2 separate regions of the Homo sapiens genome follow, and region 2 is linked to region 1. The links are chromatin loops, found by intact Hi-C in ENCODE. Cell type or tissue: chondrocyte. All regions are shown on one strand. Each heading gives the region's core, and the rest is flanking DNA. Links, peaks and the distances in the headings are about the cores only. Region 1 has its middle 65 kb from the start of PALM2AKAP2-AS1. Region 2 holds the start of PALM2AKAP2-AS1 (PALM2AKAP2 antisense RNA 1).

Region 1 (15,481 bases), core at 3,662-11,661:
CTCCTCATCCACCAGTCATCAAGTCTGTGCTGGCCCTGGGAGGTGGCTGCCTTCAGGTGAGGGCAATTCCTAGAGAGGGGCTCACCTGAGAGTGCCAGCCACTGGGTGAGGGAATGAGAACCTCATCCTGGGCACGAACCACAGCATCCTCTACTGGTGTTCAATACATGGTCATAATTATCGGTGTTAATTATCTTTGTTGGATCAGCTAGTAGCTGCTCATCCAAGTCCTTGTCTTGACTTGGTGGGCACAGGTAATATCCAGGTCTTTGACCATTCCACCCACTTGGATGGTTGGAAACAGAGGTTTGCAAATTCTCAAGCAAAGAAGGAATGGGGTGAAATTGGTATTCAAACCTGATTTTAACAGCTGTTCATGGATGATCTTGGAATGGAGGAGAAATTAAAGATAAGAAGACCATCCAAGAGGCAATCAGAGTAGCCCAGGCTTGGAGTGATGAGAGCTCCCAGTCCATGGCAATAGTTGTGGAAATTGTGAAGGTTTGGGATTCCAGAGACAGTAAAGGGAGGGAGTAGAGGGACAGAGAGATTTCGTAATGAACCTAAGGTGGTAAATTAAGGAGGAATAGGAGCACAATATTCTCTAAGGTTGGGAGGATCTCAGAGGTTAACAATTGGAAGTAACTAGATAGCAGTACTCTTCTGTAGAGAAAGGTGACTAATTTGGTTTTTGACATGAAATGTCCCTGAGACAGATGGAGAAATGGCAGTGAATAAACAATCAGGCTGGAAAGTTGTCTAGCTAATTAATTTTTTTTAATTAATAGACTCTTTCTGCAGTATTAGGCTTACAAAAAAACTGAACAGAAAGTACAAAGAGTGTCCATATACCCTCAAGTTTCTCCTATTATTAATATCTTGCATTAGTATGATACATGTGCTACAGTTGATGAGCTAATATTAATATCTTATAGTTTACTAGACCTATTCTTTGTGTTGTACATTCTATGGGCTTTGAAAAATGTAATATGTAAAAATATCCACCATTACAGTATCATACAGAGTAGTTTCACTGCCCTAAAAATCCCCTGTGCTCTGCCTATTCATCCCTTCCTCCTTCCAGGTTCCTGGCAACCATTGATCTTTTTACTGTCTTTCTAGTTTTGCCTTTTCCAGAATATCACATAGTTGGAGTCATACACCATGTCGTTTCTTCAGATCTGCTTGCTAATGAGATTTTTGAAATAGACTTTGATTTGCTTGGAAACTCATTTGATTTTCAACAAGGTAATAATAACAGCTTTTGTTGTACTTGATTTGCCTTTATTCTTAAATAACCTTATTTTAAAGGAGACTTTATATCACTAGCATATATAGAAAAATAGTATTCCCTGACATAATACAGGACAGCTATGAAATATATCATTTAAATAGATAGATAGATTTATATTTAAATTATAAAATGATCATGCATGTGCTATCTAAAAATAACCTTTCTTACCACCTGTTGATGCCCACACTTTAGGAGACACTGACTTAGATATTTCCCAGCCCCCACTTTCAGTTCCATTCCTTTGATCTGCAGCATGAAGGCTGGGAAAAGAGAAAACCAAAGGAAAATAGACTTGCTGCCTCCAAGTGTTTGAAGAGCTCCCAAGAAGAAGGAAGAAGGGAGCATTCAATAAATGCCTGCCATGTGCCAAGTACCATGATAGATGGTTAAAATATATTATTTGGCCCAAACTCCACAATGGCCCAGGTGATGGGGATCCTGATCTTCGTCTAAGAGACCAGAAAGCCAAGATTCTGAGAGATTCTAACATGCTCTGCTACTTAAGTGATGGAGCAGAGTCAAACCCAATATCTCCATCCATTCATCTGGACTGTGTGGCCCATCAGGGTGAAAGAGATTTATTCTTTGTGCTTTAGAAAGCAGGACTAGGACCAAATGTTGCATAAGCATATTTCACTTCAGCTCAGCTCAGAAGTACTTTTCTTGTGTTATCATGGTCTAACAGTGGAAATAGACTGCCTTGGGGAAGTAGTGAGCTTTCTCTGCCCTGAATGTGCAGAAACTATGGCTGGAGACCACCTAAATGGGGAGCCACAGAGGGCTCCCAAATGTGAGATGGGTATGGGATCTCTAAGCTCTTCTGGGCCAAACATTCTGTAACTCCAAGCCTCTGTGCCTCCTTCTACTAACACCTAAACTTCCAAAGAAAAAGCCATTGGCTTGTTTGAACATCAGCAGGGCATTAATACATCTTTGGGTCACCTTAATCTTTCTGCAAACCATATTCCTTCTGCAGCCTTTATTAGGGCACCACATGAAAGACAGAAGGCATCAAAACAACTGTTTCCAGATGAATCTGATGAGTTGAATTATTGGAAAAAACACGTCATTGGAAAGCTGACACACTTCTGGAGACCGGGAAAACGTATTCCATAAGTCTATTAGTATCACCTTGGATAGAGATAAAAGAGCCTCCTTGCAAAAGAAATATGTTGAAACGTGACTTGAGCATCAGCTTGCTGTTTAGCAAAAAGCTCTGAGGTTAATCTTCTCTTTTGTCAGTAGATATTACCACTGACTCTAGGATAATACATGGATAATGTTTTAGCTAATCCTTTAACATCTTTATTTAACTACCCTGTAAGCAATGAACTTCGGCCTCAGAATTCCTGGTAATACTGACATGAAACATAAAGATTTAGAAGACTCTTGTATTACCCCTGTTTTATTGGGTGAAAAAGTTCACAGTTCTATAAAGTATATGTATCTGTCAGTTCAAAAGGCACAGCCAAGCTCTTTAGAGCCTACTCTAGAGCCTACTTTTTAGGTGAGTTGCTCACACACACACACACACACACACACACAAGCACTCACACAAGGACAGGCACATGCCACAAGGATAGCTCAGGAAGTCATCATTCATTTGGAATGTCTTCATTAATAAGTATATATAGATAGATAACAAAAGCCATGATTTTGCTGTCTCCTGCTCTGAAAGAAATGGAAGATCCCAGTCGCTGGACAGCCTAACACCATCTCACTAAGGGCCCTGTTAATCCAACAGAAATGTGTTCAGAGTACCCCGAAGGATTTCCCTGGAGGGAAAAGCTGATGTATGTTTAGCTCTCTGTGCCATAAGTGGAGCCTAAGCTTTCTTAAGGCGACTTTCACAGGGAGAAGGATGCCACCTTTTCTCTCTCCTGTTAGTTGCTGGACTCCCAGCTCTGTTATGTCAGGTGCCTGTGCACCCCTTTAACCAGCACACTCAGGACCAGCCTTGGGGCCCTCATAATCCTTCAACTCAGACTCACTAACCACCCTCCAATGTCGTCTTGAAGTAGTTTTTTAAATAAATACTTGGATTCACTTTATCTACCAAATATCTATAACACAACACCAAAATATAATCAAATGAAAAATGTATACACTTTGTACATCTAATTAATTGATCTGTGAGACTCCAGTAACTCTCTCATCCATGATTCATGAGGGTTTTATGAACCATCAAAATCTTCTCAGTAGTGCATATTAATATTGTATTTCAACAAACTCTCCTGTTTATGTTCAGAAGACATAGAATGTCTCTATGCTTCAGAATAGCCAGACAGATTCCACTTGGTAGAAAAGTGTGAACCCATAATCTTTTAACCAAGGCTACTACCAGGCTACTACCACCACCTTTCCATTTTTTTTTTAAATTAAGAACAAGGTCATTCCCTCTTGTCTGGCAAGGGCAACAATGTCCAAATATGGGCATCCTGGAATAAAGAACCTTTTTTCCACTTGAATTCCTATGGAGATCAACATGGCAATTATAATGCTTGTGTTCATCATGGAAACTGTCTTCAACCAGTTTTGCATGCATGTAGTGCTACAAACAGAATAAACATGCAGTGTAGATTTCAAATTGTGGCCACGTTGGAGAAACAGAATTTATAAACTGTAGCTCCTGCTTTTTCCCTGCTCTTTCTTTTCCAGAAGGTATATCAACTTCATTCTCCCTGCAAGGCCCATGGAGCCAATGGCAGACACCATTGGCTGCAATTTCAAGAGGCTCCAAACATTTCTGAGCTTAAGCAAAGTTGTAGCAGAGTTCAAGTATCCTTATTGCTCCTGCAACACTAATACCAGTTACCCAAGGTGAGGAGAGGAGGGGACAGGAAATAAATATCTGTTGAGGACAGACGGGAAACCAAGCACTGTACTCTGTCATCCAATCCTGAGAGCCATCCAGTGAATTCAAGGGAATCATCATTCCCAAAAGGTGATCAACAAGTGCTACTTCCCTTCCCACCCCGTCTTGCAGGTGAAAAAAACTGATGCTCAACATCATACTAACTTGCGACAGTGTCAGAATCCCAGGCTTCCATCTGCCTATAGAGTTCATTCTTTTCCTGTTACCAAATGCTGACTCCTTTAATTCTTTCTGTGGATTTGGGCTCTGGTTTCTCAGTCTCCATCAGAGCCTTGATAAATTGTGGTGTAGTTTGTGCCTTGCACAAAGAAACCAGACTGCTGGGCAGGAAGGGCTGAAAGTTAGCCTGTGCTCTACCCAAAAAGCCATGTCTCCTTCTGGGGCTGTGCATTACTTTCCAAAGTCTGCTTTAACAAATTACCACAAACTGACCAAAAACAACAGAAATTTATCCTCTCACAGTTCTGGAGGCCAGAAGTCCTAAGGTGTTGGCACGATTGGGTCCTTCTATAGGCTCTGAGGAAGCATTTGTTCCCTGCCTTTCTCCTAGCTTCTGCCAGCTGCCAGCAATACTTGGCATTCCTTGGCTTGTAGTTACGCCACTCCAATCTCTGCTTCCATCATCAAATGGCCTTCTTCTCACTGTTTCTTTTCTTCTTATAAGGACACCTGTCATTGGATTTAGGGCCCATCTGGGTAATCCACGATGATCTCAATCTCAAGATCCTTAATTACATCTGCAAAGATCCTTTTTCCAAATAAGATCATATTCACAGGTAGTAGGGGTTAGGACTTGCACATATCCTTTTGGGGCCAACATTCAAATCGCTACAGGTTGTATACACCTGAAGGAAGAGCAGCTTTTTTTAACTGTGGATGTGCTTTCCTCTTTAGCACAGGGACCTGTGAGCCAATGAAGCCCTGGTCTCCTTGGTGCATTCCCTGATGCCTGTGTCCATCAGTCTGGGCTTCTGACCCATTCTTTCTATTCATGCTACCAAAGCCTTTAACCCATGCCTGGGCCCCTGACAGCCTCCTCAGCTCCTGCTACCCCTCTGAGGAGTAGAGCCTGGTGAAGTCAACACATGGTCAGGGTCTGAAATTAGGTCTGTTCACAGAGTTGTATGAAGGAAGACTGGCCCTGAGGGCACAGGCTTGACTTGGCAAGAGACGGTAAAAGATAGTGTTGATGGAAAGCCATGGCCTGAACAACAGGCAGTGGCCCAGGTGAGCAAGCAGCATCCAGGGGAGTTGTCCAAAGGGGCTCAAAGCTCATAGCAACAAAGATGGAGTGACAGCCATCTTGACAAAGTCACATGGGAGGCAGGAAGAAGCATACAGAAAGAAGATGCAAGTGTCAGGCATCCAAGCACTAGGCTGGGCCTTACAAGGGGATTTGACAAGATAACTACACAGGGTGTCACAGTCAGGTCCCAAAGTTACAGCCAGATCCAGCAATAAAAGGAACATGCTACAGTGCCCCAGGATGTGGGCTGTGGTCTCTTCAATCTCTCCTGCTAATGGCCAGGATCTGTTTGGATTCCCCCAGTATTCCCATTTGAGAGAAGAGTAGTGCAAGGTAGGAGTCAGGCCAGGCCTCTCTGCTCAGCCCCTTGACAGGCTCAAGTACCACTATAGCTGGCCCCATCCCTGCTGACCAACCCTCTGTGAATTGCCCTTGCATTCCAGGTCTACCCTTAGCAGTTGTGGCCCAGTCCTCTGAATTCTCCTGCACAGCCTTCCTGACGTTCACACCATCCCAGATCTTGTCCTGAGTCTAGGTTTCAACTACCCAATGCTGGCAATGAGAGAGGCAAAGGAGAACTTACAAAGTACATGAGCTATCCCTGGAGGATTTCCAGTGTCGCTAAAGCAGGAAGCAAGCAGAACCTCATGGTAATTTTATTTTTGGATTTTGTGCCACCCATAGAAGTGAGTAAGAATAGACATTCAAAGACTTTCTAAGAATGCTCATGTGCAAAAAGGCTTGCCTGGATTGATTTCAGAAAGCAAACCTAAATTCCATTCCAGGAATTGTACAGCCTCGCAAGTTCCTCAGCTTCTAAATAAAAATCCCTGAGAATCTAATAATAAAGTCTTGGCGGTGCACATGGCTTTGCAGTGTTTATATTTAGCAAACATTTTCCACTCTGAAATGATTTCCTGCCAAAAATATTACATTCCAATAGATTTTGCCATATGATGCTTGATGCTTAATTTATTGTTTCCAAAATCATCATTGTCATAGAATTTGGGGTTTATGATGAAAATATGAAGAGTGAATTCAATATTTTGTCTTTAGTCAGCCTCCAGATTAAGGGTATTGATTGAGGTCCTGCTGTCTATAGTAAGTTGAGCCAGACTAAGAGAAAACAGGACTTACTCTTGTAGCATGTGATGGGCTTGTTTAGAATTAGTAAAAGATGTGGCCAGAGACAAAGGAGGCATTGGATGTGATCAGGAAATACCTTCCTGAGGTCTGATCACCTAAACAGTAGGGAGTCATCATCAGCTGTTGTACAAAGGAATCAACAATACTCTTATGATGAAATATGACAATGATGCCCACAGCGATTTAAAGAAGAAAGATAGTGGAGGGAGGGAGAGGAGTGGGACCTTTTGTTCTGTAAATAATGAGCGAGATGTGGTGTCAGTGAAAATGGAGAAGGGGCCATGAAGATCTTATGGGAAAGGCACTGGGCTTGGCCTGGGTTTGAATCTACAAGCTATTCATTTCAATGAGCCTGTTTCCTCATCTGTGAAATGGGAGCTATTGGTATCGGTGCCACTATGCGATTATGAGATCATTTATTGGATGGCACAAAGTAGTCACTAAATAAGTAAATGCTTACAGAATCTAAAGAAAGATCCTGGAGACTGGGGTGAAAATTATCCTTCCTTGCTGACTGTATCAAACAGGATTCTTAGGAGCAAGCAGAGAAACTGAGCATGGAAGGAAAGGAACTGATCGGAAGGCTATTAATAAACTCACACAATTAGTGGGAAAGTTAAAGAAACAGGCTTGGAAACAGGCAGGACCAGAAGACTAAGTAGCATTTAGTCACAGGCAAAATCAAGCCAAAAGTCAATGTGGTGAGATCACTCCTGCTGAGCACAGTGTGGCCATGCCTTGCACTACCTGGCACTGGACACGGACGCTGTCCCTGGAAACCAAGTTGGCTGTTGTCACTGCTCACCTGCCATCAGAATGGATTTCCCACTGTCCTCACTTCTTTGTATCTGAAGTGTATCTTTGTATTTGAAGTGCCTGACTTCAAAGCTGGGGCAGGGTGGGGGCCTCTAAACTTTAGCAAGCAGGTACCAGCGTTTTCCATTTTATAATGGGAGGCGGCTGATGCACTCCACCAAGACTCATAAATGGTGGTGGTAGGGGGGCAGTTCTCTAAACTTGGAAATGGATTCAAATGCTGGCAGCCAGAAAAATGACACATGTCCACTGCCATCACCAAGTGGAAAGAGAGGCCATGCAGAGAGAGGAGGCTAAGGTTATTTATTGTAAAGATTAAAGCCCAAGGTCAGGGAAACTGTGACTCTGTTTTCAAAACTTGGAGAATAATAAGCTGATTCTTAATAACTTACTGAGATATAAATTTTACATACTCTATAAAGCTCACTCACTTAGTGTACTAGTCAATGGTTTTTAGCATATTAAAATAATTGTGCAACCACCACCATAATCTAAATTTAGAATATTTTTATCACCCAAAATACCCTTAGTAGTCACTTCCCACCCCAGCCCACACTCAGCTCTAGGAAACCACTAATCTAACTTCTGCCTCTCTAGATTTACTTATTCTGGACATTTAAAATAAATGGGATCACACAGTATATAGGTTTTGTGACTTGCTTCTTTCATTTAGCGTGTTTGTTAAGGTGCATCCAGGTTGTAGCATGTATAAATATGTCATTCTTTTCATGGCAAAACAATATTTTATTTATGGACATACCAAATTTTCTTTATCTATTTTTCCATTGACAGACATTTGTGTTGTTTCTACTTTTTTGGCAATTATGGATAATGCTGCTATGAACATTTGTGGACAAGTTTTTGTGTGAACGTATGTTTGCATTTCTCCTGGAAATATATCTAGGTAGTAGAATTCCCAGCTCATATTGTAACTCTATGTTTAGCATTTTGTGAAAGAGTCAAACTTTTTTCCAAAGTGGCTGCACCACTTTATATCCCCACCAGTAATGTATGAGTATTTGGGTTTCTCTACATCCTTACCAATACTTGTTATTATTTGTATCTTTCATAATATCCATTGTAGTGGATATGAGTTATAAATGATTTTTTAAGTTTGACAGTTTGCCATGGTAGTGAATATCAAAAAAATAATCCTGAATTCAGCTAGCTACCATCATCATCATTATTATGAGTATTACTGAGGAATCAAGTTGGTGAATTTAAATGAAATCATTTTTATTTTTCTAAAAAACTGCAATACAGCCTTTTTAGTTCATAATTACATCTTGAACATATCTCATAGCTTTCCAGGCATGTTTTTTGAAAAGGTATTAAAATTTCAAACCAGTTAAATGTTTCTATCTCAAATGTGATTGAAATCTCACCTCTTCCCCTCCCCTTCCCTTCTACACGATTTTGATCCCTTGCTGGGGAGACTTGAAGTTAGAGGCAAGCATGGTTCATTCCTTCTTTTCTTCTCTCCTCCCTTAGTGGGACTTGGGGCAGGGCAGAAGGATTGGGGAATTATAGTGACATAATTGCTGTTCTTAATAGTGGATTCAGTTAATTCAATTGACCTATGGAGTAAGAAACTTTTATTATCTCTATTTAACAAATGAGAAACCAGAGGCACAGAGAAGTTAAATAATTCAACTAGGTTAAGTGACTCAACTAAAAGCATACAGTTAGTAAGTGGCAGAGGCTGGATTCAAACCCAAGTAGTCTGACTCCAAATATCTGTGCACTTAACCACTATGCTATCTTTGGAAAAGGACAAATACCACCTTCCTTAACTGGGTAGTTCTGCCTCCCAGTGGTAAGTCATAGGGAGGTGCCTGGATCCAACTGTCATTGGATCTTCTCAAATGTGGGTCACATAGCAATATTTTGTCCCATTCAACATCCTCTGGAAGCCCTTGGAGTGAATGGGTCAAAAGCAAAGACTGAAACACTAAGAACTGAACCACAGGAGATGACACAGGAAGAAGTGGGGGACACAAGTGACACATAGTAGCGATGGTGCCAGGTCATCCAAGAGAAGACAGAATTTCAGCCCACTTGTTTCAAAGTATAAAGTTTTCCTAAAGGCCAAGGAAAGTCCCAGAGAAGGTGGGATAATGACAACAACAAGGAGCCTGAGGCACAAACAATGGCATCCAGTAACACAGGGGTGGAGGTACATTTTGGAAAAGGCGATTAAGTGGAAAGAGTGAGTTATATGTGGAAATTAATATCAAGTAGTTGAAGGAGCATGCTAGGGGCACTTGTTTTCCAAGTCAATGAGGAGGGTATTGTTCACTCATTTGAAGGAAGGGTACCCACAGTCACAGATGACATTCACGGAGCCCTGTCCTGGTGGGCTAAGTTCTTTCCAGACATCTTTTCATGCTCATAAAACCTTCAAAGGTTAAGTTCTAGTTATGATCATCTTTCTTTTCCAGATGTAGTTAGGAAATGCAACCAAGGTCCTGCAGCTGGTGAGTGCTGAGTTCCATCTGATGCCCACACCTACGTTCTCACACATGTTCTCTTGACTCTCAGCATGTGGGACTGGGGGCTAAGGAGAGAGGAATGGTTTAAAGCAGCCCTTTTGGAGACCTGCCAGGGAGAAATGGAGAGAAGATGTGTCAAGCACTGGTGAGAGCCAAGTTGAAGTGAATGGCAGCTCATGGGGAGCTGAGTATTTATTGTTTTATGTTGTTCTCAAATCCTTTGGGGCAGAAGGGCAGCAATGGGGAAGGTAGATGGTGGCAGAGCTGGGTTTGAAGATTATCACGCATGTGAAATGACACCAACAGGTGAAAGGCCTGAGAAGAGGGGAAGGACAGCCTTGAAACAGTCAGCAGGGGCCACCCTCTGGCTCCCTGTAGCCTCACTGACCTCCCTAAAGAAGAGTTATTTAAAATCTGTGAGGGTGGAAACATTTTCCATCAGAAACTCCATTCTGCAGTATCCTCCCTCTAAAACTTTTTCTCCCTACAATGAAGGACCAAGGACTACTTCTTGCTACCATTCCCCATTTAATTGGATCCATGTCAATAATTCACACATTTATACAAGTGAATTTACAGTCTATGGCTCATCTGATTTCAATCATTTACACATCGTGCATAGGGAAGTAATTCAGAACCAGCACTGGCTTAGCTGTGGCTTTACAGGCTAAAAAGGGGGGAAATTTGGAAGAAGTATGAATCTGCTGACTTCATGGTCATAGTTGAGAACTTCTCTGAGCACCAACCCACCTGCCCAGCTGGTAAATATCCGGCCTGAAGAAGGGCATCTTCTGTTCTTTCTTTCAGCCCCTGAGTACCTGCTTTTTCTGCTCTATACTCCATCTCAAGCTCCCAGTGCCAGGAACTCATCTATCTATTCTCTCAGAGATGTCCCCTCACCACTGTCCTAAAACTGCAAGGCTCACAGAGTGAGGTCCAAGATACAAGAACCTGGCCAAGGAGCCTTTCAAAAGTGACCAGTGTGGACTGAAGGCAAGTGGATCCTTCTCCAGGGGTCTGGACTATGAAAGACCTCTTAATTTTTGTATGACCTTCAGTCTAACATAGTTTCAGGAAATAAAATAATACAAATTTTCTTATATCCAAGGACTGCATAAACTAATGTCCTCTGTAGATTAGTTAACATATTCTCAAGTAGGTTAATTTTTTTACCTCAGTACCTGCCCATCATTAACAAATATTAAACTGATATATCTAAAGTTTATATATGTTCATGAAACACAATCACACTGCAGGATCTTTCACACTAACACCATCCCCCTGTCTTTTAGAGAATGGGTTTATTTCTGATTTTCATAAATAAGCAGTTATTCTCGGTGATTCCAAATTAGTCATTAAAGTTGACAAGATGATTTGTCCAATTTCTATTTTTTTGGCATTGAATAAAGAAGCTATTTTGAAAAAAGTACATACTTGTGAAACTTGCCAAAAATTTTGCCATTATAAAATACCACTGTAAGACATTTTCAGGACATAATAGAATTATCATAAAAACATATTGCCAGAAACATACTGGGTATGCAATAAATATATTTTGAATGAATGAGAACCACTCTAGGATCTTATATATAGAAAACTTAGATAGTAAGAAAAATCCTTCTCTTTAGTCACAACAGAAATACATACCAAACTGAAACTACACACTTCAGATAAAGCCTGGAAAATATTTTTATGTTAAGTTATATCATGCTGAATACATTTTACTGGGAATACTGACCTGAATATCAGCAATATTGCAAAAGACAACTCCAAGTTATATATATGTATATTTGAATTTCTGAATTCAACCAAATGGGAAATGTCTTTTAGAAATGGTAAAAAATAGGCCAGGCACAGTGGCTCACGCCTATAATTCCAGCACTTTGAGAGGCCGAGGCGGGCAGATCACTTGAGGTCAGGAGTTCAAGATCAACCTGGCCAACTTGGTGAAACCCCATCTCTACTAAAAATACAAAAATTATCTGGGCCTGTTGGCATGTGCCTGTACTCCCAGCTACATGGGAGGCTAAGGCAGGAAAATCGCTTGAACCTGGGAAGCGGAGGTTGCCGTGAACCAAGATCACAGCACTGCACTCCAGCCTAGGCGACCAAGTGAGACTCTGTCTCAAAAAAAAAAAAGAAAGAAAAGAAAAAGTAAAAAACAAAAGTTACATCATCATGCCCAAGGATTTATTTTCTTTTTTTTTTTTTATTATTATACCTTAAGTTTTAGGGCACATGTGCACAACATGCAGGTACATGTTAGTTACATATGTATACATGTGCTATGTTGGTGTGCTGCACCCATTAACTCCTCATTTAACATTAGGTATATCTCCTAATGCTATCCCTCCCCCCTACCCCCACCCCCACAACAGGCCCCGGTGTGTGATGTTCCCCTTCCTGTGTCCATGTGTTCTCATTGTTCAATTCCCACCTATGAGTGAGAACATGTGGTGTTTGGTTTTTTGTCCTTGCAATAGTTTGCTGAGAATGATGGCTTCCAGCTTCATCCATGTCCCTACAAAGGACACGAACTCATCCTTTTTTATGGCAGCATAGTATTCCATGGTGTATATGTGCCACATTTTCTTAATCCAGTATATCATTGTTGGACATTTGGGTTGGTTCCAAGTCTTTGCTATTGTGAATAGTGCCACAATAAAACATACGTGTGCATATGTCTTTATAGCAGCATGATTTATAATCCTTTGGGTATATACCCAGTAATGGGATGGCTGGGTCAAATGGTATTTCTAGTTCTAGATCCCTGAGGAATCGCCACACTGACTTTCACAATGGTTGAACTAGTTTACAGTCCCACCAACACTGTAAAAATGTTCCTATTTCTCCACATCCTCTCCAGCACCTGTTGTTTCCTGACTTTTTAATGATTGCCATTCTAACTGGTGTGAGATGGTAGCTCATTGTGGTTTTGATTTGCATTTCTCTGATGGCCAGTGATGATGAGCATTTTTTCGTGTGTCTTTTGGCTGCATAAATGTCTTCTTTTGAGAAGTGTCTGTTCATATCCTTTGCCCACTTTTTGATGGGGTTGTTTTTTTCTTGTAAATTTGTTTGAGTTCATTGTAGATTCTGGATATTAGCCCTTTGTCAGATGAGTAGATTGCAAAAATTTTCTCCCATTCTGTAGGTTGACTGTTCACTCTGATGGTAGTTTCTTTTGCCGTGCAGAAGCTCTTTAGTTTAATTAGATCCCATTTGTCAATTTTGGCTTTTGTTGCCATTGCTTTTGGTGTTTTAGACATGAAGTCCTTGCCCATGCCTATGTGCTGAATGGTATTGCCTAGGTTTTCTTCTAGGATTTTTATGGTTTTAGGTCTACCATTTAAGTCTTCAATCCATCTTGAATTAATTTTTGTATAAGGTGTAAGGAAGGGATCCAGTTTCAGCTTTCTACATATGGCTAGCCAGTTTTCCCAGCATCATTTATTAAATAGGTAATCCTTTCCCCATTTCTTGTTTTTGTCAGGTTTGTCAAAGATCAAATGGTTGCAGATGTGTGGTATTATTTCTGAGGGCTCTGTTCTGTTCCATTGGTCTATATCTCTGTTTTGGTATCAGTACCATGCTGTTTTGGTTACTATAGCCTTGTAGTATAGTTTGAAGTCAGGTAGTGTGATGCCTCCAGCTTTGTTCTTTTGGCTTAGGATTGACTTGGCAATGTGGGCTCTTTTTTGGTTCCATATGAACTTTAAAGTAGTTTTTTCCAATTCTGTGAAGAAAGTCATTGGTAGTTTGATGGGGATGGCATTGAATCTATAAATTACCTTGGCATGCCCAAGGATTTATTTTCTAACCGTGGTATCTTGTAGATTGTTTTGTTGTCTGTATCCATAATATATATACCCCAACCTTACATTATCTCTTAAAATTTAATACTTAATACAAAATATTCTTTAAAATATTCCCTTTTCCAACTACAAAATGTTGCATTTCAGCTTTTATTTCCATGCCTATCATATGCAATATCCCATACTTTGTTATTGTTACGATTCCAGTCATATTATTGACATAGTACATTTTTGCCAGCTACACTCATGTTTGACCTTCCAGTGAAAGGCTAATTTTATTTGGTGTTAAAATGAACACTTTGAAAACATAAGAGAGTGGTGAAAAAGAAAACAGAGAAATAATACATCTGCTTTCCTGGATTAAAAGGATATGAAGCATCCAAAGAGCTCCAGGTGAGACAGACACAGCCCAGCAAAAATTTTCAAATAAATATTTGGGGAGGATGCCAAGAGCTTTTTAGAGTAAGTTTTTAGAAAGAGCCCAAGCTTTCCAGTGAGACAACAAAGTGTAATTGTGAACAAGCAATCTATCCGAGAGGAATTTTGAGATGTCATGGGGCAGTTGTATTCAGAAGGACATAAGAAATCATTAAAGAGTTTGAGCAAAAAATCATTTAAAATATTGGATTGAGTGCTGTATTAGTCTGTTCTCATGCAGCTAACAAAGACATACTCAAGACTGGGTAATTTATAAAGGAAAGATGTTTAACGGACTCACAGTTCCACATGACTGGGGAGGCCTCAAAATCATGGCGGAAGGCGAAGGAGGAGCAAAGTCACGTCTTACATGATAGCAGGCAAGAGAGTATGTGGAGGGGAACTACCCTTTATAAAACCATCAGATCTTGTGAAACTTGTTCAGTATCAGGAGAGCAGCACAGGAAAAACCCACCCCCATGATTCAATTACCTTCCACCACGTCCCTCCCATGACACGTGGGGATTATGGGAGCTACAATTCAAGATGAGATTTGGGTGGGGACACAGCCAAACCACATCAAGTGCAGAATGAATTTGGTGGTATTTATATCTCTTCCTTCCCATTTGGTACAATATTTTAATGTATTATAAGAGTAGGCCAGGCACAGTGGCTCAAGCCTGTAATCTCAGCAATCTGGGAGGCTGAGGTGGGCAGATTACGAGGTCAGGAGATCAAGATCATCCTGGCCAACATGGTGAAACTCTGTCTCTACTAAAAATACAAAAATTAGCCGGGTGTGGCGGCACATGCCTGTAGTCCCAGCTACTCAGTAGGCTGAGGCAGAAGAATTGCTTGAACCCGGGAGGCGGAGGTTGCAGTGAGCCGAGATCATGCCCACTGCACTCCAGCCTGGGCGACAGAGTGAGACTCCATCTCAAAAAAAAAAAAAATAAATAAAGGTAATGGCTGCTGACAGTTGATATTGGAAAATACAGGGGAAAAAAAATGGAAATAAAAATCACTTCTTATTCAATCACCTCTGAATAATCAATCTTAATATTTTGGCTTCCTCTTCTCTGTCTGTCCATTTGGGTTCTTACTGTGTTGTCATGCTTTCTTCACTTAATAATATACTTTAAGTGCTTTCTCATATTTTTACTCTGAAAATATGGATTTTAATGGTGGAATAATGTTCTGGCCTATAATTTTGTCAGCAAATTTAATCATCTAATTTTGGAATAGATTGCTTGCAATTTTTCCTAATTATAAATAATGCTACAATAAACATCCTTGTACAAAAATCTTTATTTACATCTCTGATTATTCCCTCAATATAAAATTCTGAAAAGTGGAATTATGACTCCAATGGCAAGAACT
Region 2 (15,481 bases), core at 3,240-11,239, 64 kb before region 1:
GAGCCGAGATCACATCATTGCACTCCAGCCTGGGCAACAAGAGTGAAACTCTGTCTCAAAAAAAAAAAAAAAAATGCACATCAAATTTTCCCAGATCACCTGTTTCCTGAATAAATGCTTCCATTTCAACTAAATTGCCCTTTCAATTTTCACAGAGGTTCACCTGTCACTGATGAACAATTACTCCTCTGACCAAAGATGGAAGCACTCACCAAAATCGTTTACTGATGGATTGTTTTCCCATCTTTTTCATAACAAGTGTAGGTGGAGCTGATTGTTTAATAAATCCAAGCCAGTGCCAGATTCTACATCCCACTCCAATATATCAGAAACTTCTACTTTCTGGCTAAGCCCATCCTTTTCTTCAAATGCATCCTTTTTTCTTCATTTCCAGCACAAGCCCCAGCAGGACAAGTTATTTAAAGGGGTTTGCTCACAAATAAACAAAGCTGTTATTGCTTCAGCAGAGTGATTGTAGAGAATACTAAGATGAGGAAAATGAGACCAGAGAGGTTGAAAGACTCAGCTACAGTTATAGAGCTGGGATTTAAACTCAGATCACACTCACCAGAGCCCATGCTCTTAACCATTAAGCACCAGGCTTGGCCAATGATATGGAGATAGAAGCAGGCCCCAGGAATAAACAATTGAACCAGAAATGGTCCTTCTACTCCCAGCTATACAGATATTTAAAAGGTATGATTGAGCACAACAGTGTGAATGTACTTACTGTCATCAAACCATATGCTTAAAAGTGGTTGAAATGGTAAATTTTAAGTTTTGTATTTTTAACCGCAATAAATTTTTAAAAGGAGTGATGGAATGGGGAGATGGAGAAGGAAAAGGGCCTGGGCACCCTTTGGAAGTGATCAGTTGGAAATATCTGAACTCTGAATAGAAGAATCGGGGTTGGGGACACACATCCAAGTGTCATCTACTTTGCGGTTACAGCTAAAGAAATGAGAACAGCCAGGATGAGAAAACAGAGCAAGAAGAGGAGAGAGCCCAGCAAAGAAGACTGATAAAGTATCATCCGAGAAGTAGAAGGAAAAATTCAAAGGGATTTGCACCAAAAGCCACAAAGAAGGAAAGAGGTTTTCAACAGGGTCATATGCTTCTGAAAGGTCATGGGGGATGCAGATGAAGAAGAGACCATTGGAGGGCTGTCAGTAAGCCATGAGTGACTTGTGTCCAGAAGATGAGCTTGGAAGCACTTACAAGAGGTGAGGAATGACTGCTACCAAGTGAATGTTGAAAATAAAACAAACAAAAATGGGGATGAGCGAGAGATCAGAGAAGCAACCATGAGTACAAACTGCTTCTTTCAGCTCTTCAGATGTGAAAGATGAAGGTGGAGAACAGGAACATAGCCCATGGGAAGCAGGGTCTAGTGGAAAGGGTTTTTAGGTCAGGCAAGACTTGGATGTTTGGGGGTCAAAGCAAATTAGACAACAGGGAAATTAGGCCAAAGATACAGTCAAAAAGGAAGGTGAATATTAGTCAAAGTCTCTAATTAGTCAAGAGGACATTCAGATGAGCATCACATTAGCCAGTTAGCCTTGGGAAGAAGGAATAACGAAGTAGGGAAGGAGGAAGAAATGGATAAAGACAAGAAGAAAGTTTGAGTTCAACTCTCAGGAGAGAGGTTAAGTGAATTTGCATCAGATGGACTGGTTTTCCCAATTGAACAAAGAGTCATTGATTAAGACTGATGGCGTAGGGTTGGGGCTTCAGAAAAATAGAAATCGTTTGTAAAGAAACTGTGAAAGATGAGAAAGACTAAAACATGGTTCCTAATCAGAAATCTGCATCAGAATCTCCTGAAGACCTGTACAGAATTAAATTTCTACAGGGTGATGTGGGAGTTAGGGATGGGTTTAGAACCTTTGTACTAATTGAATTTACTAGGAATAGACTAAAGACTCATGACCAATAGTGTGTACTTCCTAAGTGATTTTTAACTGCCCTGAGACCCACAATAAAAAAAGCTTGTGTTTATTCAGTGTTGCGGATTATCAAAGCAGGTAAGACAAAAAGCCAAAGAAGAGAGGAAATTCAAAATGCTTCTGGCCAGGTAGGAAGTGTAACAGACTTGTTCATATACACATTTTTTTTTCCTCTGGCTGGCCAATTTGTGAACTCCTTCCCATCTTTGGGGATTTCCCATATTAAAAGCCATAGTGAGAGGCAGAGCCACATCCTGTGGTAGAAGCTGGGAGGTATCAGACACTTGTTCCCCAGATCCCCCTGAAGCCATGGTATGGCAGGCAATCTCGGCTCAGTCAGGCATGTGTGCCTGCCAAGAATTTTGGAGACTGAGCATGTTAGAGAATTCCTTCAGGCTATTAGTTCACCTTTGGTTGTACCCATTGCCCAAGCTTCCTTCTTTGGACGTTCCATCTCTCCTGTGAGCTATCTAATACAATTTCATTTCATTCTTTTTCTGCTCCTATCAGCCAGAATCTATTTCTGTTGCTTGGGACCAAGAACCCTAGGTGAAACAGGAAGGCACATGAAATGACTGCCTGATGGTTGGCCAAGGAGCAGAGGGAAAATCTTTTTTCCTCTTCCAGCACTTCTTTCAACTTTCTAAATTTTAGTATTTTAAAATCTTTGAACCCATTACAAACACAGGCATTTAAAACCCAAACTATGCTATTTATTTAATAAACATATTGTATAATTATTTTATATTAGATGTTTGGCCATGGCCTGGTATTAAGAAAAAAAATCGTAGTCTAGTGCCACAATGATATTGGTGACTATTTGCCCTCCAAACATTTAAAATCTGGATATATACATCACAATGATGCATAATGTATGTAACAAATCACTAGTTCTTGCTGGGACATTAAATTGTGTTGCATAAACACCATCTGTACGGTTTAGTGGTTTTTATGATAGATGCTTCATTGCAAAGCATTATACGAAAAGGATACAGAATGCTAGATATGCAAAATAGATGTTTTGTTAATAAAAATTTCAGAATCTATTTTAGAACATGAGTCCTTTGAGAATCACAAACGATCATAGCCAATTCCTTTGTGGGGAAAACAAGAGCTCTGTATACCAAAAGGGAAATGACTTGCCAAGGCCCGTTGTGTGAGTAAAAGTCAGTCTTGTTGAGCAAGAGCTATGAGTGTGACATTTCCCAGCAACCTGAAGCTTCCCTTGGACAAAAGTAATTTTGAAAGGAATGCCAGGATCCCCTCAAATGTTTATATTTGTGTTAGTTCTTTTTTGCCTGGGATCTTTTGAAAATAAATGGTCATTTAAAACATATGTGATAGCTGCACAGAATCAAAAGAAGGAGAACATTGCCTGTGGTCCTCTTGGCTCCTGTGGTTGTTAGCTCTTTGGGAAAGTTGATGGGATTTCAAGTATATGCTATTTTTCTCCATGGGATCCAAATGATAGATTCATTTAGGGAGTCCCCATGGAGCAAGAAGATAGAAAGAAGTCAGAAAACAGCACCATTGTGAAAAATAAACTAGGCTGAATGTTGCTTAAGGTATATAGTGGCTAAGGTCTTTACATAGCAGATTGAAAATGAGCAATTGGAAATCTGGCTAGAAATGAATATCAATATTTCACTGTGATGACTTCCTTTTCTCTTGGTTAGCTTTGGCAATGTCAGTTGATCAACATGAGTCCCTAGAGGAAACTGGGTAGATAAGGAGAGTGTACGGGAATCAATTAGAGCCAAATGGTTAGAGATCATTCTACATTTATTTTGTTGTGGTAGTATGGACAAATCACATAATAGATTAGAATGACAGTTTCCTTACATTAAGATGGAAATGAAAATATGTGATGTCCAGTCTCATTGGGTTGTCATATCTGATAAGTTTAAATACTGTGTTATTCAGATGTTGGTCCAGAGTGGTAGTCCTGTTAATGACAAAAGTTTTGAAAAGTAGGATTAGGAAGTAGGAGGTAGATATGACACAGAAAAGACAGGAACTCTGAAGACAAGTTGGAATCTCAGCCCTCTCACAGGGATGTTGTAATAAATAAGGTTAACAGATGTAAAAGGCTTGTGATTGGCCATGGTAGGTGCTCTGGAAATGGTAATCTTGATCACTCAACCCAATCATTGCTTCATGAAAAATGCCATGGACCAACTTAAGTGAATGACTTCATTTTATCCACCCTTTTATGTAGGCTTTTTTTTTTTTAAGGGTTGAGCTATCGGTATTCTTAACATTCCTCCCATTAGTCAGTACTTCTCATTTTCCATCTTTTAAACAAGAGGATTCTGCCCTATGTCATTTATTATCTAGAAACACCTTTACTAGACTCTGCTTTTAATGATTCTTAGACATCTACAGTCTTATCTTTTAGTGTGGGTCAATCTAACAATTATAAATAAGAAGGAATTTAAAAATTTAAGAGGAGATAGATTAAATCCTAGGAAAATATGGGAAGAACAGCTTAATTTTTGAGTATTAGGAAGAGAGCTACATGCCTACATATTGAAGGTGCTCTGTGGTAGAAACAATTCTAGGTTTGGCTATGAATTAGCTACAAACTAGAAAGTCTTTGGGAAGGCCAGGTTCTACTCCAGCCTGGTTATCTGATGCCAGTAGACACAGTCAGGTCATTGGTTTCTCAGAGAGCTTAGGGGCCAGTCTGGTTTACCTTAGCACAATGACCACGATGTGCTCCGTCAGCTTGGAATCCCTTTTGGTAGCGTGGCCATCAACACTTTCATTGTTAACCATGTTTCAATAATGCCGTGTACATTCTGCAAGTCAGCACTGCTGACAAGAGAGAAATTTCCTGCGGGGTTGGCAGTGGAGGGATGGTGGCCTGCCTACTAAATCCTGTCCACCCTGCTGGCTGGGGAATGAATAATGAAATTGGGAAAGCCTAGCTTCAGCTCCTACCACCTATGGATGCTGTGCCTGCCTGACACCTTTGGGAATGACAGAGGTCTCAACTGCCCCTTGCACACCCTCCATATATTGACTAAATGGATCCTAGCCAGTCTCAAAAATTGCTCATTACTAATGTGTGACCCTCCCAGCCAGGGCCTCCCGGACAAACTGCCTTTCCCCAAAGCAGCTCATGGTAGAGTGGAATGAACATAAGACAAAGTATCAATCCTAGGTCCTAATCCTAACTCTGCCACTTGCTGTGTGACTTTGTACAAGTCACTTGCCTGCTCTGAACTGAGGTTCTCTATTTGTAAAATGGGAATAGGTTTTCCATCTGTAAACTGGGAACAGGGATAGCTAACTAGTCCCATTAGATTCTTATAAGTTTAAAGTTCGTGAATGAGAAAGTGCTCTGAGAACTACAAATGCTGTGAGAGTGAAGAACTACAGTGAAATAAAATACTTCAAAAGTAGGGCTTAGGGACATGCTGACTGGTTGGTGGGAAGATGTTTAGAAGGTGTTGCAGGCCAGGTGCAGTGACTCATGCCCACAATCCCAGCACTTTGGGAGGCTGAAGTGGGAGGATAGCTTGAGGCCAGGAGTTCAAGACCAGCCTGGGCAACATAGTGAGACCCTACCTCTACAAAAAAAAATTTAAATTAGCCAGGTGTGGCAGCATATGGTTGTAGTCCCACCTACTCAGGAGGCTGAGGCAGGAGGATCATTTAAACCCAGGAGGTCGAGGCTGCAGTGAATCATGATCGTGCCACTGCACTCCAACCTGGATGAGAGAATGAGAACCCCATATCAAAAAAAAAAGACTTTGCAACATTCTTTTTTTTTTGAGATGGAGTCTTGCTCTGTCACCCAGACTGGAGTGCAGTGGCACGATCTTGGCTCACTGCAAGCTCTGCCTTCCAGGTTCACGCCATTCTCCGGCCTTAGCCTCCCAAGTAGCTAGGACTACAGGCGCCCGCCACCACACCCGGCTAATTTTTTGTCTTTTTAGTAGAGATGGGGTTTCACCGTGTTAGCCAGGATGGTCTCCATCTCCTGACCTCGTGATCCGCCCGCTTCGGCCTCCCAAAGTGCTGGGATTACAGGCATGAACCACTACACCCGGCCCGACCTTGCAACATTCTATAGCCACTGTAGACTCAGTGCACCGGGAGAAAAGGTTGTGCTAACACATAAGATAAAATATGCTTTCAAGTTTTTGGAAGGGTTTCTAAGATGATCAAGCCAGTAAATGAAAATGCCAGCACCACCTGGGGCTCTCATTCACTCCTTGATGTTTCTCAGTCACTCCAGTGATTTCCCCTTCATGGGGTTTGAAGACCAACAGCCCCACATTCTGATCTACATATCTAATTAGCTTAAATACACGCAGAAAAGAGTGTAGCAGTCAGAGGATGAGATGGGAGAAACAGAGATAAGCAGAAGAGAAGGAAACAGAAAAACTTGGATCTTTTGTCAGTTGTGTGTGTGTGCCAAACCTATATTTGAATGCTGTTTGGTCTGTGTTTACTTTAATGTGTTCTTCTTTCTGCATTCATTCAGAGCTAAATTTATCCCACTAGAGAAGGCATACTTGGGGAGGTGGGGGTGGAAAAAGAACAGACACAAAGGCGGCTGCTTGACTGGGAGCCAGGAGCCTTGTGGAGTTCCCTGGAAGAAGACGGTGGTAGCCAGCACATGGAAGGTAGCCACTCCAGAGGCTCTGTGAGGACTCTGTGCAGACTTCACAAGGGAAGGTGTTTCCACAGGAGCCTCTGCGCCCTTCGCTTTTGAGAAGGAAGTGACCAGGAACAAGACTTTAGAACTTGTAAATTAGAAAAAGCAGTTCTATAACTCCCATGAGCTCCCAAATCTGGCCCAACCCTTCAGGAAATGAAGACTCAGCAGCTCTCTGGCCTCCCCAGGGAAAACAGTGTCTGTCCCCACGGAAAGAAGAAGGGCAGCTGGCAGGGCCACTTCTGCTGCAAAGGTGATCTTGCTTTCTATTGGAGGGTCATGCCAGTTGTTTATCTGCTGCGGTAATGCCTCTGGGGTGGGAGGGGAGGAGAGGGAGGTTGTTGCATTCCACCTTCTGGGTCGGATTAAGTATTGTGCCCCTAAAACTGGAGGTAGGATCATTAATGCTCCCTGGGCTGCGACCCAGGTGCCTCCTGTTGGTCCTTCATGATTTTCTTTCTTCCCACTCAGTTATCATCTTTCCTCCTCTAATGCCTTACTTCTCACTCCCCCAGAGTGAGCCCTTCTTACACTATTTTCTGTCAGTGGACAAGTCATTGAAATTGAGATAGCTTTTCCTGCGATCAGAGAGTTCTCTGTTAGAATTGAAGACCTTTCTGTAGAACAGGTAGTCAATTTCCATCTGGGACTCTGTCCATCATTATGAAACTTCCCTTCATTGATTTGGGGGAAGGGAGATTTCTAGGATTCTGGGATGGTTCTCCTTTGTTTTAGGCTCAGATAAGTCACCACAGCATCTTGCCAGAGTTTTACCCTGTATTTGGTGTCTAGTACCCTCCACTCCTCCCCAGAGAACTTGACACCTTCTTCATCTGTTCGTCCCATTCCAAATTTGGTGCTTTCTCATACCATGAGCTATGCTTGGAATGCAGCTCCCCCTCCTTCTTCTAACTTTCCAAGTCCCTTCTTGTTAACTTCACAGAGTTCCAGAAATCCCACCCCCTCTTGGTATGCTTGTCAGTCCCTTTGGGAAGGAAAAGGGGTTATCCCTCCTAATTCCAAACATAGCATGACTTGCAAATTGAATGCTCAACTTGCCACTCTTTCAGTTAATTCTAAAAATTATAAAGTCACAGCCTCGAAGGAGCTCTTGTCAGATTAATTGGTGTCCCATAAGCCACCATGATCATTGTTTGCATGTGATGAAGCTACTTAAGTTGGGAGGAAGCATAGATTGGACAAACCTGACCTTATCTTCCAGTTCTTACCACTTAATGACCTTGAGAATTGTACTTGACTTCTCTGAGTTTAAGCTATGCTGTCTGTAAAATGGGAAATACAATAGTATTCATTTCATAAGATTATTGTGACAAACAAATGAGATAATGTATACAAAGCTCCTGGCATATTGCAGATGCTCAATGAATTCTATTTTCTAATTATGAGCATAATCTTATCTGTTGACACCTGTATCCTTCTGGATGTTGACACCTATATCCTTCTAGATGTGTTTCTACATGCCTGTGTTCCAGTAAAAACTCCTGAGTGGCATGTTCAGCCCAGCACCAGTTGTGCCCAAGTGTACCCAAGATGGCCCTTCAGACTAGACCAGCATTTGCTCATGAATGTTCTTGACTGGTTGCTAACCTGGTCATTGCCTCTTACCTGTAAAATTTGCAATCCAAGGTCTTTTGATGCTGTACAAACCTTTTGTAACATTTTGACTATGCCAAATTCTGCATTTATTATCAGAGGTGGGAGACAAAAGTATAAAGTGTTCTACTGTGTGGTTTTTGGTACCATCCAGAACAGTGATTCTAAGCTTTAGGGGAGAAGAGTTCACAGAATCCTTTCAAGAATCTGGTAAGAACTATAGACTCCTTCTCAGAGCAGTGCACATGCATACAGCATTTTATGTATAGTTTCTGGGGTATCAGGAATTCCTTGAATTCTTCCAAGGACATTCTTAGAAGACTCATGGACTCCTGGTTAAAAAAAAAAATCTGCTCTGGGTCTTAGAATATCAGAGCAACTGAGAGGAACAAGAGAAAGTGGTTTATCTTCAAGACCCAGAAGCTCCTTTTGGGTATGAATGGAAGAGCACAAGAAGTCTGGCCAACTCCGACCCAGCCCAAGAGCTCCTCTGACCTAGCCAACCATTGGCTGTCTGAGCTCTGAGAGCTGCCCTTCTCTAGTTCTTTTCACTGTTGATGGCACAGAAAAGGCACAAATGCCAAGGAATCCCCTCTCTGGGCTTGGGTTACTGCCACTGTCTTTCTCCCAACCAAAGCTTCCTCTGACTCCATGTCTACCCAGCCTTTAGTTCTTCTAGGGAGAACAGCCTTCACCCGATCTCCCCGAGAAGGTACCTCCTTTGCATCTACATACAGTAGTTATCCTTTCAATCTATTCTTGCCTCCCAGGATAAGCTTGAAAGTGCTTTCTATTCTAGGTGGAAACAAAAACAAAAATAGATTTCAGGACCCCAAGTTGCAAATTCATTTAAATAAAACATAGCACTATGTTGAAACAGAATAATAAAACGGTTTGTCCACATCACCCTCAAACACTGTTAGGTCCATCTCATCAGGCACCTTCACAAATATCCTCCAATATTAAAAATCCACTTTCCAAAAGCCTGCCTGGCTTTTCCCCCCAACCACTGTTGGGTGAAGTCATTTTACTTCCAGTTTGGAAGTTCTAGCCAGAATCTGAGCTTAGTCCAAAACTATTGGACTCTGTGGCTTCCAAGGAAAACAGTCTGTCGCTGATTTAAAGACACTGTTAGGTTGGTGCAAGCCAAAACAAATGGAGCAGGCTTTTCATTAATAAGGAGGAAGCAGCCCTTCCAAGGTGGTGACTTAATAAAGCAAGTGACACATGGGCATCAGGTTTCAAACCCCAGCACCAGACAGACTCAAGATTTCACACTTGCCCTCTGAGCCAATAAAACCCTAAACTTGATAATCCCACTATTTAAAAACATTGTAACACCCCCAGCCCACAGAGGAAACGTTTATTTGCTAAGAATATGACCATTGGTGGGAAAAATAATGTGCATAGGTACACTTTTGCCATTTCACTTTCGTAGGAGTAAAAAACTAGTATTTTTATGGGTTCTTATAAGGCAGAAACAAACTAATGTCAGTAAAAACTACTATTTTTATGGGTTCTGATAAGGCAGAAACAAACTAATGCAAGTAAAAACTTGAAAGTTTCCAACAGTCTTTTTAAATTAAATAAAAGTATGAATAGAAGACTGGAGAGGATAGTCTTGAACTTAAGTTGTTTTTATATTTATTTATTATAAATAGAGATAGGGTCTCACTATGTTGCCCAGGCTGGTCTCAAACTCTTAGGTGCAAGCAATCCTCCCACCTTGGCCTCCTGAAGTGCTAGGATTATAGGCATGAGCCACCTTGCCTGGTCTATTTTTAAATTTAATACACACTTACATGGTGCTGACTATATTACTGAATTCATTCAAAGTGCTTTACATATATTAACTAATGTAAACCTCATATCAGCCTATGAGAGTAGCACTATTATTATCTGAATTTTACAGATGAGGTAACTGAGGCACAGAGTGCTTCCAGTCACACAGCTTCTAAGTGGCAGATGTAATAATATCAGGTGATGAGCTTACTGTTTGTAGTATGTGACTGTGTGGAACTACTTAAGTATCAGGAACATTTAGCAGTATTATTTAAAAAATTGCATATTTCAAAATAGCTAAAAGAGAGAACTTGAAATGTTCCCAACACATAAAAATCATAAAAGCTTGAGGTGCTGGATACCTCACATACCCTAACTTAATCATTACATATTTTATGCATGTAACAAAATATCACATAAATCCCATACATATGTACAAACATTATGTATCAATAAAAAATTTAAGAATAAAAAATATGCATTTGAAAGAGGCAAAAGGGATACTTTTTTTTTAAGTACTTGGACTGTCATCCTAAGGAATAAGGCCTCAGATAACAAACATTAAAAGGACAATCAACTGAGCTGACTCCCCCATCCTTCCTTCCTTCTTTCCTTCCTTCCTTTTTTCTCCCTGCCTGCCTGCTTTACTCCCTCCTGCCCTCCTACTTTCCTTCCTCCTTCCTTCTTTCCTTCCATTTCTTTCTTTCTTTCCTTCCTTTCTTCTTACCTTTCTTCCTGCCTGTCTTCCCTCCCTTCCTCCTTCCTTCACTGTTTTTCTTTCCTTCCTTCCCTCTTTTTCTTTCCTTCCTTCCTTTCTTCCTACCTACCTGCCTTTGCTCCCTCCTTCCTTCCTTCCTTTCTCCTTCCTTCTTTTCTCCCTCTCTCCCTCTTTTCCTTCCATCCCACCTTCCCTCCTTCCATCCTGCTAAATGTATTAGCCCACGCTTTGAACCAGGCATTGTCCCATGTGCTAGAGATCAGCTGCCTTTTTTCCACCTAGAATCCAGGGAAGGGAGAGAGACATTAAGAGTAGAGAAGTGCACACTGTAACTTAGGAATGCTCTGAAGCAAGCCAACACTAAGGGGAGAGAGTGGCATGGGGGTGATGGTTTAGGTATGGGAGGAGGAAGTGACAATCAGACAGCCCCGAATGAAGCCAGCGATGGAGTCATGTCAGGGCAGAGGGAGCGAGGGGAGGGGTTCAGGGAGAGGAGGCCAGAGGGTGGCCCCACCAGATCTCGGCCTTGGGAGGGGTTAAGCAAACTGCAAAGTAATGTATTTACATTTTAAAAGGTCACTCCAGCTGCCAGGGATGAGGCAGGGAAGAAGATGTAAGCAGGGAAACCAGCAAGATCCTGCAGGATTCATGTGAGAGACCTGCAAAATGGTGTGGTAGGGGTAGATGGGGCAACAGCCTCCAAAGATGCCCACGCCCTAATCCCTGGAACCTGTGAATGCATCATCTCCAATGGCAAAAGGGACTCCAAGGAAGTGGTATTAGGGTGGGCACAGGCCGGTGGGGCGGCCCTGATGGAACTAATGTTTGGACAAAGCCAGGAGACCTTCACTCTGGGGTTGGAGGGAGCAGTAGGAGGGGACAAAAATCCAAAGTCAGCTGAGGAGGGGCCAGAACACATGAGCAAGGGGAACATGGACCCCTAGGGTTCCAATCACAGCTTTGAAGCTTACAAGGTGAGTTTAAACTTGAGAAAATCACTGCATTTCTCTCACATCAGCTCTCTCAATCAGAAAATGAAATTAATAGTGCCTAACTCATATCGGTGTTTTGAGGGTAAAAGTAGATAATCCATGTAAATCCCCAGGCACAGTGTCTGGCAGGTACTAAGCACTCTCATAAATGCCAGTCAGCAGCATTCTCACAAATGGAGTCGGGGACAGTGGCTAACAGCACTGGCACTGCAAGGCTCTGGGTTCCAACGTCAGCTCCATATTTATTGGCATGGGGGAGCCCTGGGCAAGGTACTTAACCTCTCTGTGCCTCAATTTTATCCTGGGTAAACTGAGGACAATAATATCTACATTATGGGGTTCATGAGAAGGTCTGTGTTGGCTTTTATTATTCTGCTGATGAGGATGATAAATAATGCACAGATTCTTTATGAAATGAAAACCTAGAGGGTAGATTTACTACATCAGAGTCTTTGTAATCCGCTATTTAAATGACTCACTATTTCTGCCTTATCAACATGCAGCAAAAGGATGATGAGGTTAACATGAAATCCATGCACAATAAATAAAGATGCTGTCAGCTTTGCCTTAAGGGTGATTTCACAATGCTGTGAACTCTATGATGCACAACCAGGCAGTGAAGGCCTTGCTTTGAGGAAATCGCAATGAGTCTGCAAGAAGATGCAGAGCCAACCTTTGAGAATTAATAGCCTATGCCTGTCAGTCATTCCCATTTTAATCTTCTACCCCTCCCTTGCCCAGTCTAGCTGTGGGCCTCTGAGTCCCTACACCTGAACCACATTTAGGGTCAGGGACCTTGGCATTTAATGATGTTTGGAAAACACTCAAATCATTTGTGCCAAAAACAGGGGTGACAATACTATTCCCACTGGGCAGGGTCATTGACTCGGCAGTTTGACCTACACAAGTGGCCCTTTTATGGGCAAAACGTTGACCCTGAGCTCCACAATATAAAGAGCTAAGTGCTCAGTGCATAGCATGTCCTTAAGTGCTTTCCGAAAGGACTCCCCAGACAGTAGGGAAGGTAATGCATGTACACTTGACATATCTTATCAGAGAAGCCCAAGACAGCCTGCCTGCCTCTCCTCCCTGGGACATTAGTGAGGAGCTGGGGGAATTCCAGAAGGCAGGCATGTGACACTCTGCATATGACAGGCCTGGGTATAACCAGGAACCATGTGGCCTCCATCACAATTGGTCACTGGGTTGATACCAAGTCCCCGACCATGTTGTGCATTGCATCTCAGGCTCAGGAGGTTTTACTCATCCCCTAAAACCTGATGCCTCATACTGTGGTCTGTGACAGCAGCAGCAGCATTACCTGGAGCTTGTTTGAAATGCAGATTATCAACACCCTGAGACCTTCTGAATCAGAATCTGCATTTTTTACAAACTGCCCTAGTGATCTGTGCACAATTCAAGTTTGAGAAGCACAGATCAAGGCTGGGTCTCAACTGTGACTGCACATCAGACTTTTAAAGGCGGGTTGCTCTAAAATTATACCCTTACCCAATGCCCACTCCAGACTAACTATATCAGGATCTATTTGTAAATTTCTCAGGTGATTTTACTATGCAGCCACTATTAAAAACCACAGATGTCATTGATGATGATGATGATGATGATGATGATGATGATGATGATGATCATGATCATGATCATGATGATGGTGATCATGATGATGGTGATGAAGACGGCAATGACTGCAGGTAACATTACTGAGCACTTACATGTGCTGAACTCTTCTTACTAGTATTTAACTCATCACAATTCTGTGAAGAAGTACTAGCATTGTCTCCACTTAAGACATGAAAAATTAAGGAACTGCCTAAGGTCATATAGCACAGATGTGGCAGAGCCAGAATTTGCAATTTTAACCTCTTCACAAATCACTGAGCCTGCCTCAGACTGACTTCATCAGAATCTCTGGGGGTGGAGCTTAGGTGTCCACATTTTAAACTTATGGACCAGGTAAATCTAATTCATACTAAAGTGTAAGATGTGAGAACCACGTTTTATCCACTCCCAAAGGGGTTTCTTTATTTTAAGGCTTTAGACATTAAAAAGAATCAGAGCTATAATGAGTTTGCTCAGCAGTTACTTTTGGCATCATCTATGGGGCAGTTCAGATACATGGCTGTTCATTATTTATATGACAAAGATATGAATCCTGAGTATCCACATTCCTTCCTCACTAATAACTGCTCAGGTCTTCTCATCACAGATGGTCCTAGCTTTAGTCCAGGTTTCACCTTGTAGTTCCAAATGATTCCTGACTCAGAGTTTTCTTTTCTTTTTTTTAAAAAATATTCATCCCTTTATCCGTTCATTCATCTACCCATGCATCCATCTATCCATCCATCCCATCCCATCCATCCATCCGTCCATCCATCCATTCATCCATCCATCCACCAGTCATTCATCATTCAACACCTTCCACTACTGCACTGGCATCGGTGAGGCAGAGTTGAATAAGGTGCAACTCTCAAGGGGCAACAGAAACATTAATAGATCTTTGGGAATCAGTTGATACAGTTTGATGACAGGGGTGAGCTCAAGAATCAGTAAGGATAAGGAGGCAGTTCTTGGGATCTAGGGGAACTGCCAGAGAAGGGTCCAGGAAGGCATCTCAGAGGAGATGAAATAAGAACTGAACTTCAAGGATGCATAGGCTCTCAATGGGGGCTAGGGGGGAGGTAGTATATAGGCAGAGAGAACAAGCTGTGCAAAGGCCAGGAGGTGTAAAAGAGCGCAGTGTGTTTAGAGTTCTGGGAGACACCCTGTTTTGGAGAAGGATGTACAAGATGGAGGGGGGTGGGAGATGGCCCTGGGGAGATGAGATAAGCTCCAGGTTGGGTCTAGTTCAGCATGTCAGATGTTCCCCTGCAGGTGACAGGGAGCCACTTGAGGGTGTAAAAGAGGAAGATGTTTTGGAAAGCTCACTGGGGATACTTTACTGAGAATGGGTTGCTGTGTGAAGACTGCAGGCAAGGAGACTATTATAAGAGTATAGTCAAGAGACAATAGGAGCCTGAATTGAAAGTAATAACTATGATGACTGTACCTGGGTGAATAGTGGCTGTCCAAAAGATCTGTCCAAGTCCTACCCCTTGTACTTGTGAATGTGACTTCACTTAGAGTCTTTGCAGAAGTAATTTAGTTAAGGATATTGAGATAAATCATCCTGAATTTAAGGTGGGACCTAAACCCAATAACCAATGTCTTCATAAGAGAAAGAGATTTAAGACACACACACACACCCAGAGGGGAAGGCCACATGGAGACAGAGGCAGAGATTGGAGCAATGTGTCCATGAGCCAAGGACCTCCACCTACTTCCCTCCCACCCCACATTGAGGGCCTATGCATCTCTGAAATTCCAGCAGCTGCCAGAAGCTAGGAGAGAAGCAAGGACAGATTCTTCCTTAGAGCCTCCAGAAGGAACCAACCCTGCTGACACCTTGATTTCAGACTTCCCACTCCCAGAACTATGAGAGAGTGAATTTCTCTTGTTTTAAGCCACCCAGTGAGTGGTCATGTCTTACAGCATCCCTAGGAAACTAACATAGCTAAGAAACTAATATTAAGTACCCTGTGAATGCTTCACAGGTGTCAATTCATTTGGCACCCCAAACAGTTCCTAAACTGGATATGGTAGTATCATTCCCATCTTTCAGATGAAGAAACTGAGGCACAGAGAAGTTAGGTATTTGACCTAGGGTTGCAAAGCAAGTAGGAGGCAGGGCAGGGTCTTACCTACC

The links. Peaks named below come from ENCODE experiments on the same cell type or tissue, not always from the same donor. Only the 100,000 strongest peaks of a DNase experiment are listed, where the experiment ranks them.
Region 2: it touches region 1 in a loop (2.0-fold over the local background); 16 of 110 quality-filtered maps call a loop at or near these places.

What each region holds. Positions count from the first base shown.
Region 1 is chr9:109,699,352-109,714,832 of GRCh38, reverse strand. It overlaps a transcript of PALM2AKAP2 not described here. Among named protein-coding and RNA genes, the nearest start is that of PALM2AKAP2-AS1, 65 kb to the left of the region's middle. RefSeq lists a silencer at 8,990-9,284. In chondrocyte, for the core only: no CTCF peak of the experiment used is centred there; no DNase peak of the experiment used is centred there.
Region 2 is chr9:109,763,362-109,778,842 of GRCh38, reverse strand. It overlaps PALM2AKAP2-AS1 (PALM2AKAP2 antisense RNA 1), which reads left to right and starts at 6,572. Exons shown (of 3, transcript NR_171891.1): 1 at 6,572-6,868; 2 at 13,283-13,430. It also overlaps a transcript of PALM2AKAP2 not described here. In chondrocyte, for the core only: a CTCF peak has its summit at 7,593; no DNase peak of the experiment used is centred there.